Linked DNA regions of Homo sapiens: region 2 is linked to region 1. Evidence: read pairs that join two places in POLR2A ChIA-PET (ENCODE). Cell type or tissue: MCF 10A. All regions are shown on one strand. Each heading gives the region's core, and the rest is flanking DNA. Links, peaks and the distances in the headings are about the cores only.

The links. ChIA-PET counts read pairs that join two places held together with the same protein. Peaks named below come from ENCODE experiments on the same cell type or tissue, not always from the same donor. Only the 100,000 strongest peaks of a DNase experiment are listed, where the experiment ranks them.
Region 2: POLR2A ChIA-PET joins it to region 1 with 6 read pairs; 1 of 35 experiments calls an interaction of 5 or more read pairs at or near these places.

Annotation. Positions count from the first base shown.
Region 1 is chr6:166,616,646-166,622,928 of GRCh38, forward strand. All of the region lies in intron 1 of RPS6KA2 (ribosomal protein S6 kinase A2), which reads right to left. Among named protein-coding and RNA genes, the nearest start is that of RPS6KA2, 7.5 kb to the right of the region's middle. RefSeq lists enhancers at 1,875-2,641, 4,302-4,802. In MCF 10A, for the core only: no CTCF peak of the experiment used is centred there; a DNase peak (open chromatin) is centred at 3,486.
Region 2 is chr6:166,357,794-166,364,076 of GRCh38, forward strand. No RefSeq gene overlaps it. Among named protein-coding and RNA genes, the nearest start is that of SFT2D1, 18 kb to the left of the region's middle. RefSeq lists an enhancer at 4,816-5,447. In MCF 10A, for the core only: no CTCF peak of the experiment used is centred there; DNase peaks (open chromatin) are centred at 2,648 and 3,428.

The sequences.
Region 1 (6,283 bases), core at 492-5,491:
CTTCCCATCCATCCTCCCTCTGCCAGGCCAGAGCCCAGGCCCACAGCTCTGAGCTGCATGTGGGTGTCAGGCCAGCTGGGGAGCAGGGCCTGATGGCCACATGTGGGTGTGGCAGGATTTTTGCCCTAGAGACCTGGGCTCACACAGGGGCAGTGAGCCCACTGTGGTGCCCATGGGGGGCTGCCCAGCAGGAGCCACAGTGCTGACCTAGCCCAGAGCCACCAAGGCCCCTGACAACAGGTGCCTGACTCTCCTAATCTAAGGTGCGCCAAGGCCCCTAACACCCAAGAGGAAGAGGAACAAATGAATGTGGGAGAAAGAACTGAGCCCAGAAGGTTCATGGGTCCAGGTACAGGAGAGCCCTTGACAGAAGCCCGGCTCTGCCTGACAGAAGGTGCCGGGCGCCCGCTCCATCGTGGGCCGAAGGCAGTCACAGGCTGGAATGTGCAGAGGGAAGTCATTCATCACAGAAACTCAGCGTCAGGAGTCAAAGACTTTAAATCTCACTATAAATCTCTATCAGCAATGTCACGAAGGCCATCTTCCTAGAATAAAACCTATTCTAGAAGCAACAGCTTTTAAAACAAACATCCTTATTGACTTTTCCTGTTTTTCTATTTCTTAAAAATTACCAGCATTAATACATGTGGAAATCTGTGCATTTTAAAAAATGTTGATAGTTTCTCAATCTTTTAAGATATTTTGTTGCTTTTAAAAATTTTTAAGTAATCAAAGTTGTTCGGGGATTTTTTCCCAAAAATGTTATTGTAAGATAACACTAGATCAGCTATATTGTGAGCCTAGATTAGACATTTTTTCTACAGAAAATTTTTCAAGGCCAAACAGTAGTTAGTAAGAAACCCAATGCCAGCACCACCTCATGCTGTTATGTGGTTCTCTCGTGGCTTCTGAGTAATTTGACTTACGCGACGGTTTTAATGACCTCCTCCTCCATTGGCGTCAGGTAAGCACCACTTTTTGTCTGCATTTTAACCCTCTACACCCAAGTCCTACTGATAATTTAGGCACGTAGTGAATAGTCAGTCCATGGCTAATTCCTAAGATAAAATGTCCTAAATGACCTCCAAGGACTTTGTACATATTAACCTAGAAGCTGCGAATTACATGGAGAATGGCCACGCATGGCTCGGGGGCAACGGTCCCGCAACAGCCACAGCTGTCTGTGGCTGCCGAGCAAACGCCAAGTCCAGCCTGCGGCACCTTCCTTCTGCACAAGCTTCACCAGCATTTTTAGCGGCACAGACCACAAATCAGCCCGAGGTTTTCTGTAAATTCACACACAGCAAAGAAGTATTATGGGGTCCAGGCTGATGACACCATTGGGGAGAACCCGTGTGCTCTGTCCCGGATGGCTGAGAGAACGTGAAGCTCTGCAGACTCGGAGCCTGGCCATGCAAGGGGACCTGTGATTCAGGACACTTCTTAAAACTCCAGAATATACCACTGTGGGTGACCAAGCCTTGAAACTCCAGAATGTTCCCACCATGGGTGGCCAAGCCACATCACAGGGAAGAAACCTTCAATGTGCTTTCTGTGCAGCACACTCCTCTCTTCTGTGATCTGAACACGAACCACCACCTCTAGGCTAGGACTCAGATGCAGTGAGCTCCACTATACCCACAGTCACATACGGACAGTAACTTCTCTTCCCGAATCCTGTCTGGATCCAAGTGTCCCTGGGCCAGAGTCTCCCTAAGAGACAGCCCTGAGTCCAAGCCCCTGAGAAGCTCAGGGCCATGCAAAGCAGGAGGCCTGGGTGTGGAAGGGGTATGGGTAGGGCCTGAGAATGGACTGAGGGGCAGACAGTTCAGGGAAGGGAAGATCACTGGGGTAGAGAGGTGACCTGGAGGGAGGTCAGCGTGGGCAGGGGTGAGACCAAGGAAAAGATTGACCATCACTAGAAGATCAGGCTCACAGGCAGTGAGAGGCCTTGGCTGAGTGGGAGGTGGAGATAGTAAAATGAAAACACGGGCACTACTCTATAACTCCCATGGCAATTCGGGCAAATGCCCATCACCTCCGTTACATCCAAGCTTCGGGAGGGTAGGACGAGCGTCTCAGACGTACATCTCTTCTCCTGCCTCACGCACACAGAGTGATTGTGGCCAGCTCATTTTAGCAGGTCACACTCCCTTCCCTCCATCAGTTGTTGTTCTGCTGTCATGAGCCTTGACACCGCAGTACGACGCGCTCAGGAAGACATCAGGACAGAGGTCTAGACGCTTACAACCCTGAGAGACACACTGGACGCTGCGCGCAAGAGCCCTGTGCATATGGACTCCGATTGACGCCATCAGATTCGCCCACAAGCCCTGTGCGTATGGGCTCCAATCGATGCCATCAGATTCGCGCACCAGCCCTGTGCATATGGGCTCCCATCGATGCCATCAGATTCGCGCACGAGCCCTGTGCGTATGGGCTCCCATCGATGCCATCAGCAAAGTTTTTTCACTTCTTTGTTGGGTTGTACTCTACAAGGACTTGACTGAGTCACACATCATGATCCATGCGTTTTCTTTGTTAAGATCTAGAAATAAGAGACAGACCCAACCTCATGCTGTGTCTCGGGTTCTCTGGAATGAAGGCAGTCAGCTATAGTCACCACTTTGATTCCCGCAGCCCGTCTGTTCAGTCCCTGAAGTGATGAGAAACCAAGAAGAATTCAAGAAGTCAAAGGTGTTCTAAAAATAAATGCTCTTTTGAAAGTTGTTTTGTTTGTCTGTGTTTCTTTCCTTCGCTATGTTCAAAGTCAACCAATCAACAGAGTTGCTTTAACAAGTTACAGGCAAGAGGGCTTCTCGTAGCACCTTTGCAAGCATAGTGTAGAACGCAGCAGTCTCTCCAGGGCTTGACCCTGTGACAGAGAGCCCAGGGCCCCAGGTGCCTGCAGGAGCTGACGGCCATGTGGCCTGAAGTCTTAAGGCTCGTGGAGGGCCTGCAGAGCCCCCTGGGCTTCCTGCCTCCTCCCAGCCTTGCCCGGCTCCCAGCTTTTCTCACACAGAGTCCTCTCAAAGCCATCTTCTCTGCTCCTCTTGTGTTTTACCCACAGTTCAGAACAAGAGGCTTCCTTGGTTTTTCACCCTCAGAAAGATTGTCCACATGATATTATGGATGTAAAACTATTTGGAAGCTAATATGATATCTGACCTTAGTTCTAGAGAACTAGTTGCAATTATCCTGGGCTGAGAGCATTAAAATTGGGACCTGTGCGAGCTTCTTAAGTAGTCGCTAGGGCATTTCTACCATAACCATTCCAAAACAAAGTCATTCAAAGTAAAATCCCCCCACTCCTCCTGTTATAAATTTGGCCTCACAGTTTAATGAGTAAAAGCTGCAAGCCCACAGGCCCTTGGCAGGATGTGTGGCCAAGATGTCTTGGTGCAAAGAATGTTACCGTGCACTTCGAGTGCAGAGACTGCTCTCCACAGCAGGCCCCAGGCTTGCATTCTGGCTAATGTCCATCTGAAAATTCAGATTGTGAAACTACAGCATACGAATCATTCCACAGGTATGAGGCCTGTTTTTCTTATTTGTCAATCTCATTCAAGCCTTTCTTTTCTTTGGCAACAGGAGGAAATACACTGGCCAATACCTAAGTACTAATCTTTGATTCATTTTTTAAAAATCTTGCTAATTTCATACAGAAGACAGAATAACTGAAAGAAGAAACAATTCTTTTCTCTAAAAGGCTAGATAATTTCTACCAGTGCCTTCTCCTTTCTCCCAACAGTCCCCACTCAGCCATTCCTTGTGGGCTGATGCCAGAAACAGCGTGGAAAACAAGTCTGTTTTCCAAGAGGGGCTATTACCACGAATTATGTTTAAAATGACAGCATCAAAGATTAAACCATCATTGTATATAAACTTAACATAGCTATAACCTAGGAAAAGCTAGTTTCATGGTGATAATACTAATTAGAAACAGATGTGTATTCAAAGGGGCAAGGAAAGAGGCTGGCAGGAGAGAAAAAACATTTTTCCCCCATAATGTAGTGCAAGAACCTTTACAGATATGGTCTCACCAAAGTCAGCTTTGTGCAACACCACGGATGCCAAGTGCAAGCTGTCCTGACAAGGCACATTTCACTGATGAAGCATTTAATAAATTGCAGATAACCCTTATTACAGGGTTACCCCTATTTTGTAGCTGGGGAGACAGGTGCTCAGAAGGATTCAGTGGTTTGGCAAGGGAGACAGCAAGAACACTAGGGCAGTGTGAGGTGGCTGGGAGAAGGGGCAGCCGGCAAGGTCAGGCACTTCCCACGGCAGGAGACTGGCACCGAGCAGGGGCAGGAGGGAAACAGGGACACCACCTGCTCCATGCCTGCAGAATCCTACCTCCACGGGGCAAGGCAAGGGCAAACCACCCAGCCTGGGGAGCTTTGCACACCAAGGCTCATAGAGGAAGACTGGCTAGGGAGCATTCGCCGAATGGAATCAGGTAGGGCTCTCATATCAGTAGCATTCTTGGGAACACCCTCTGACTGATCTCCAGGAACGCATGCAAATGACTGCATAACATATGCAAATGACTGCATAACAACAGGTACACATCTTGGCTGGTCGGAAACACTGCTTCTGGCCTGCTTGGTAATAAATCCTAGGTGTATGGTTACGCACATTTGTCCTCCACGCCCTGATATGCAGGTGCCTCCGGCTTCCTTGTAGCTGCACCATTATTTTCCCCTAGCTAAGCAGTTAGCAGGCAAGGCTTCTCACGCAGCTGCAAGTCAGATGTGATTAACAGTATTTCATATGGAATATATTTGTGTCTGATCCATTTGCTTGATTAAATCACACTGTAGCTTAACAGCCTATTTGTTGATAATTTTTACTTATTTGAATTCAATGTAATAGCTTTTACTAGTGAAAATATATCAGCAAACATAAAACGCTGAGAAAATGCAACACAACCTAATTCAGTGTAATCAGAAATAAAAGCAGAGCATTCTAGAGAATGCTGCTAGTCTTAGACCAGCTCTGCTTATTTAATAAGCACAGATCCTTGGAGCAAAAAAGGTAGAGTATTTCTGGCTAAGTTACTGGTTACCAACTCCACGTCATACAAAGTAAACTCATCCTGGTCCCCCATATCAAAGGAGCACTCTCCTGGCAGCTCCCTGAAGGTCCCCAAGGCCGCACACATCTCTGGTTGACCCGAACGTTGCCTTCATCCTGAAGCTACAGCCCTAAAGCCTCTTTCCTCCCCTTCCCCTTCACAGCCAGCAGCCCTGGAAGCTGCCTCAGAGAGTTCATACTTCTCCCACCCACTATTAAATTGCCACTTCTGAGAAACTATTTGCCCCACATGTGAGAAACAGAATGAAATTCCAGGTAAATGGTAAGTCAGAGGATGTGAACATAGTTCCTTTTTTATTTAATGGGCTTCCACTTCATTCTTCTACTTCTGAATGCATGAAAAATAGTCTGAACAGTCTTTGCTGTGCTGGGTGTGGCCAAAGACAGTCAGCACGTGGGTTTACGGAAAAGGACGGGCAAAGCAAAAGGGGCAAAATCTCACTACGTTTAGTTGTCTTTTCACATCGTTTAAAAAAACAACAACACTATTTCGGGGATTTTTCCTGAACGTAAAGAGAGAAAGTATGTAATGAAATTCCAAGCATAAGGCATATCACAGAAATTGTGACCACAAATAAGGAATTAAGCTTAATGTCTTTAAAATGAGTATATAAAGGAGCAAAAAGAAGAACAAATTCCAATTCAGTATTCACTAATATGGACTATTTATTGTGGTTTTTTTTTGGCTGTCAGAAAATCCAATAAAATTAAGATAAACATAATTTCTTTGGGAGCATTTATTGAGAGTACCTGAAAATTATCTTAATTAGAAATGGTTTTCTTGGAAACCACCCAAGATCTAGAAGAAGAGCTCACCTATCATGCCCCAAGAATAAGCCTTAGTGGTAAACTTTCCAGGAAGCTTTCTTTTTATCCATGACTGGAGCCAATATTGTTCCTGATGCTTGCTAAGAGTCCCTTCACACTTCCTTTATTAGGATACCATGTTTTCCTTAAAAGGGATGAGCAATTAAAATGTCTTTATATGTACAGATAGATGAATTCTGATGATCTGTGACCACCAGAAATAGAAATAAATTGACAATTGATCTAATCAGACCATTTAAATCCAAAGCTGCCAATAATTTCACAGCACTTATACCCTGATAGCAAGCTTCTTTTGACTTGTTTGCCTCTATTGTTAGACATTAAGCTCACTGAGGGCAGGGATCCTATTTTTATG
Region 2 (6,283 bases), core at 719-5,718, 260 kb before region 1:
TTTTTATTTTTATAGATTCAGGAGGTACAAGTGCAGTTTTGTGACATGGATATTTTGGATAGTGGTGAAGTCTGGGCTTTCAGTGAACATATTAGTCGGTTCTGACACTGCTATGAAGATACTACCTGAGACTGGGTAATTTATAAAGGAAAGAGGTTTAATTGACTCACAGTTCTGCATAGCTGCAGAGACCTCCAGAAACTAACCATCATGGCAGAAGGCAAAAGGGAAGCAGGCACCTTCTTCTCAAGGTGGCAGGAAAAAGCCATCAGATTTTATAAATGGAGTTCCCAGTGTCAGTATGTTCATGTGTACCTATTATTTAGCTCCCACATAGAAGTAAGAACATGTGGTATTTGATTTTCTGTTTTGGAGTTATTTTAGTTATGACAATGGCCTCCAGCTCCATCCATATTGCTGCAAAAGATATGATTTCATTCTTTTTTTATGGCTGCATAGTATTCCATGGTGCACATATACTACATTTTCTGAATCCAATCATCTGTTGATGGACACTTAGATTGATTCCAAACTTTGTTACTGCAAATAGTGCTGTGATAAACATATGAGAGCACGTGTCTTTTTAATGATTTCTTTTCCCTTGGGTAGATACCTAGTAATGGGATTGCTGGATTGAATGGTTCTCTATTTTTAGTTCTTGAGCAATCTCTATCCTGTTTTTATGAATGTTGTGCTAATTTACATTCCCACCAACAGTGTTTAAGTGTCTTCTTTTCTCTGCATTCTTGCCAACATCTGTTGCTTTTTGACCTTTTAATAACAGCTATTCTGACTGATGTGAGATGGTGTATCTCATTGTGGTTTTACTTTGCATTTCTCTGATCAGCGATGTTGAGCATTTTTTCATGTTTTTTGGCCACTCGTGTATCTTCTTTTGAAAAATGTCTGTTCATGTCCTTTTCCCATTGTCTGTTTACTCTGTTGCCTATTTCTTTTGCTGTACAGATGTTTCTTGCATTATTTAAGTCCCATATATCTATTTTTGGTTTGTTGCATTTGCTTTTGAAGTCTTACTGATAACTTCTTTGCCTAGGCCAATGTCCAGGAGAGTTTTTCCTAGGTTTTCTTCTAGGATTTTTTTATAGCTTCTGGTCTTACATTTAAGGCTTTAACTCATCTTAAGTTTTGTATATGGTGAGAGCTTTGGGTCTCCAAGTTTTCCAGCATCATTTATTAAATAGGGTGTCATCATTTCCAAACTTGGCTCTCCAAGTTTTCCAGCATCATTTATTAAATAGGGTGTCATCATTTCCAAACTTGGCTCTCCAAGTTTTCCAGCATCATTTATTAAATAGGGTGTCCTTTCCCCAGTGTATATTTTTGTTGACTTTGTTGAAGATCAGCTGGTTGTAGGTATGATGCTTTCTTTCTGGGTACTTTATTTTGTTCCATTGATTTATGTGTCTATTTTTGTGCCAGTACCATGCTGTTTTGGTTACTATAGCCTTGTAGTATAGTTTGAAGTCAGGTAGTGTGATGCCTCTAGCTTTGTTCTCTTTGCTTAAGATTGCTGTGGCTATTCAGACTCTCCTTTGGTTCCATATGAATTCTAAGATTTTTTTTCTAATTCTGTGAAAAATGACATTGGTAATTTGGTAGGCATTGCATTGAATCTGTATCTTGCTTTGGGCAGTATGGTCATTTTAACAATATTTATCTTCCAATTACAAGCATGGAATGTTTATCCATTTGTTTGTTTCATCTATAATTTCGTCAGTGTTTTGTAGTTCTCCTTATAGAGATCTTTCACCTCCTTGGTTCAATGGATTCCTAGGTATTTTGTGTATGTGTGTGGCTATTGTAAATGGGATTGCATTCTTGATTTTGTTCTCAGCTTGAATGTTACAGGTGTATAGAAATGCTACTGATCTTTGCATGTTGCTTTTGTATCCTGCAACTTTACCAAAGTCATTTATCAAATCTAGGACTCTTTTGGAGGAGTCTTTAGAGATTTCTAGGTATAAGATCATGTCATCAGTGAACAGAGATAATTTGACTTCCTTTTTTCCAATTTGGGTGTCATTTCTTTCTCTTTCCTGACTGCTCTGATTAGGACCTGCAGTACTATGTTGAATAGAAGTGGGAAGAGTGGGCATCTTTGTCTTTAAAGTTTACAGTTTTTAGAGGAAATGCTTTCAACTCTTCCTCATTCACTATGATGTTGGCTGTGGGTCTGTCATATATGGCTTTTATTATTCTGAGGTATGTTTCTTTGATGTCTAGTTTGTTGAGTGTTTTTTATCATGAAGGGATACTGGTTGTTATCAAATGCTTTTTCTTCATCTATTGGATGATCATATGGTTTTTGTTCTTCATTCTGTTTATGTGATGAATCACATCAATTCCTTATATTTAAAATTGGGTAGAGAAGAAAAGAACTGAACATTTATCCTGCCTTTTCATTAGGACCCATGTTTGTGTATAAGTGAACAGATTTAGTTAATGGAGTCTACTCTATAGAAGGTGATCTAATAACTAGAAATGGGAAACCACCATTAAGCTACCCCATGGAATTATTAGTTTAGGTGGGAATTATGTCTTGGCTGAAATACTGTCCTATCTACCTCAGATGGATGACTCATTCAGAGAGCCTGAAAGGAAGAAGAAATGCGATTCATCAGGAACATAGGAGAACAGCGAGGTGTCCTGCTTCCTGCTAATGTACTAGCTAATGAACGTCTGCTAAACGCATGTCTGTAGGGAAGGCAGATTTTGACCTATGACTTTCATAATAAAGTTGTCAGGGAGTAGCTAATCCTCACCAACTTTTCTATGATTTCTGTTATATCTACCAAAAACAAAATAACAGCAAAACCCTGGGAATCCTACGTGACCAGCCCAGTTTAGGTCAGTTCTCAGCAGCTGCCTGAGGGAAGATCAGGAGGACTGCAGTTTTCTCACTGTGGGTGGCTCCTCTCCACAGACATCTGCAGCCTCTGCCCTCTCCACATTCCCAGGGGACACTGACCTGCCAGGGCTGCAGGCAGAGCCAGCTCAGTCTTTGCTGTCTAAATGCAGTCTAGAGTGCACTTCTCTTCTAGACCTTGAAGGAGAAATGATTATTTTTGAGCCCATCTAGTGTCTTCTCAGTAATCTGATGCAATTTCAGAGTATCCTCAGGTGTTGAAACAACTTGTACTTTCTTGTTAAGGCTTGTAAATTCTCCATATAAATTAATCTAAGAAAACATCTGAGAAATCCAATCCAAAAACGTAAAAACACGAAAGAGTAACTGAACCCAACTTGAAATTCGGAATGGCAGAAATTCACCATTGCTATGTGGAGTGTGGGAAGAGAGCTGACAAAACTGAGGTATGTCATAGTAAGCCAAGTGCAGTCAGAGGAGAATTATGAAACAAGAGACCGTTGATTTCTCCACCACTCCCACATGCGGGCCACTCTCACTGCGCATGCAGCCTGCAGTCATGCTGCCCAGTGCCAGGATTCCCACTGTCTAGGTTGAGAATGTTTGCTTGTGCAGGAAGTATTTCCCAACTGTCACCTCTGCCCCATGAAGTTATTGTAACAAAGAAAAGCACTGTCTCTGGAGCTGAAACCAACATGACACTTTACTGTTGACAACTAGCATGAACTTCATCTTGGAAGTTAGTCATGACTAACATTTGAGTCTCCTAACTTTCTTTATATTTTGTCATTTAAATGAAAAATATTTTGAGTTCTTGAGAGTTATTTTGAGAAAGAATGTTATATGGCAGTTTAAATTCTGAATATATATTGTTGGGCTTTTAAAGTAATCAAGTTCTGCATCAACCTAATCTTTGAGTTTTCTTTTTTTGAGACGGAGTCTTGCTCTGTTGCCCAGGCTGGAGTGCAGTGGCGCAATCTTCGCTCACTGCAAGCTCCGCCTCCCGGGTTCACGCCATTCTCCTGCCTCAGCCTCCCGAGTAGCTGGGACTACAGGCCCCCGCCACCACGCCCGGCTAATTTTTTGTATTTTTAGCAGAGACGGGGTTTCACCATGTTAGCCAGGATGGTCTCGATCTCCTGACCTCGTGATCCGCCCACCTCGGCCTCCCAAAGTCCTGGGATTACAGGCGTGAGCCACCGCGCCCAGCCTGAGTTTTCACATTTTACTTATCACCTATGATTACTTTAAATGCCGACTCTCTAATGGTTAATGAATTTCCATTGCCGGCAGTGTTCTCCACTAACACACATCAAGATACAAAGGCAATGACTTCTGAGATTATACTAAAGAGACCAGATCGGATTTCCAGTTTTTAGGATGAAACATCATGCATATTGCTCTCATAGTACAAACCAAACATTTGCCAAATGTGACAATGTATTTCACCAGTCTCTGGAAGGCAAGCTCTGGAAATTCCCAGGATGAAAGAGCAGCAAGAGCTTGCCTGGGGCCTAGGAATTAGTCTTGCCTGGGAAGTCTTCCACCTCCAAAGTCCAGAAAAAAGCAATTTAAATAACGGGTCCGTCTCCTTTTATTGCTCATAAGCTGAATTCTGAGGTGTTCTGAGTGCCCCTTTTGCTAACAACAGACATTGGATATGGTAAACTTAAAGCAACCAAGAACCATTAAAAACTCTTGTTCTGGGCCGGGCGCAGTGGCTCATGCCTGTAAGCCCAGCACTTTGGGAGGCTGAGGCGGGCAAATCACAAGGTCAGGACTTCAAGACAAGCCTGTCCACCATGTGAAAACCTTATCTACTAAATAAAAATACAAAAATTAGCCGGGCATGGTGGTGTGCACCTGTAATCCCAGCTACTCAGGAGGCTGAGGCAGGAGAATTGCTTGAACCTGGGAGGTAGAGGTTGCAGCGAGCCGAGATGGTGCCACTGCACTTCAGCCTGGGCAACACAGCAAGACTCCATCTCAAACAAAACAAAACAAAACAATGCAAAAAAACCCAAAAACTCTTGTTCTGGAATACAGTTTATCATGACTGGTCTCAATGCTATGTGAAATTAGGAATCAAATTCCAACAGTGGAAAAAGTCTCACATCCTTTCCCTACTGCTTCTAATCAGGTGCCTTGCATTCTTGCCTTCGTCTTTGCAAGTGCTCAGGGCTCTGTGCGGAAAGAGAAAGTGCAACAGTTAGAAGCTTCCTATGACCTCTAAGCGGGCCAAGTGCCGGTCAGTCCTTCCCCTGGTGAGTCCCTCGTCACTCTCTCTTAGGCACAGTCAGAAGCTGTGGCTCTGAGGGAGCAGACTCCACGCCACTCCTGCATCTGTGCCTGCTTTGACTGCGTCTGCACACTCGCAGGATTCCCTCAGCTCGGATGCAGGTTTTGGCCAGCAGGAATGACCTTACTGGCCTCTATCTCTCCATATTCTCTCCTCGGGAGTACCAGAAAAGTCCACTGAACCAAACTGTTGCCTTGGTTTTTATCAGGGCCTGTTCCTGCTCGAATCACCTGCAGTATCTGCTCCTGGTCCCTGGTGCACTGCAGGCTTCCACCTGGGCTGGCCGACAAGGCCGTGCCTTCAGGGAGCTGGCCGATCTCTGAAATGCAGGTGTGGAAAATCTCCTTGCTTCTTACCCAGCAGTAAAGGCTAGCAGGTTGGGAGTTTTTCCAAGGTGATGAAGAGAAACACCCCAAACCAAAAATCCTTGACAGTGGCTGACTCTACAGGGATAGGCCAAGGGTGGAGGAGACCTATGGGGGCTTCAGCTGCTGCACTCTATGCCCTGTGTCTCTGTAGAGTTAGAATGTCTCGCAAGTATTATTACTTGTATGATAAAGTAGAACAAGTGGTTTTAATTTAACCAATCTACAGCTCTTCATGCCAGTTTTTTTCACCATGCTCAGCTGTACTTAACTGTGGAAGCTGAGCCTGACGGAGCTGTGGCGTGGCAGGGTTCCTGCAGTGTCTGTCCTGCCATGGTCCCAGCTGCAGTGTGGCAGGAGCAGCGTCCCCAGACAGGTGTGTGCCCTGGCCCTGCCAAATACAGGTGTTTCACAGCTTCACAACCTGTTCCCGCCTCTATAAATAAATGACCAGCCTGCTCCACAGTGCTGTGTGAGGCCCAAATAGAACACATATGACAATGCTTTGTGAACTGTATAGCACCTTAAAAAGAAAATAAAAGTGACAGAATATGAAGCCGGGTGCAGTGGCTCATGCCTGTAATCCCGGCACTTTGGGAAGCAGGCAGATCACTTGAGGCCAGGAGTTCAGGACCATCCTGGCCAACATGGCAAAACCCCGCCTCTACTAAAAATACAAAAATTAGTCGGGTATGGTGGCGCATGCCTGTAATCCCAGCTACTTGGGAGGCT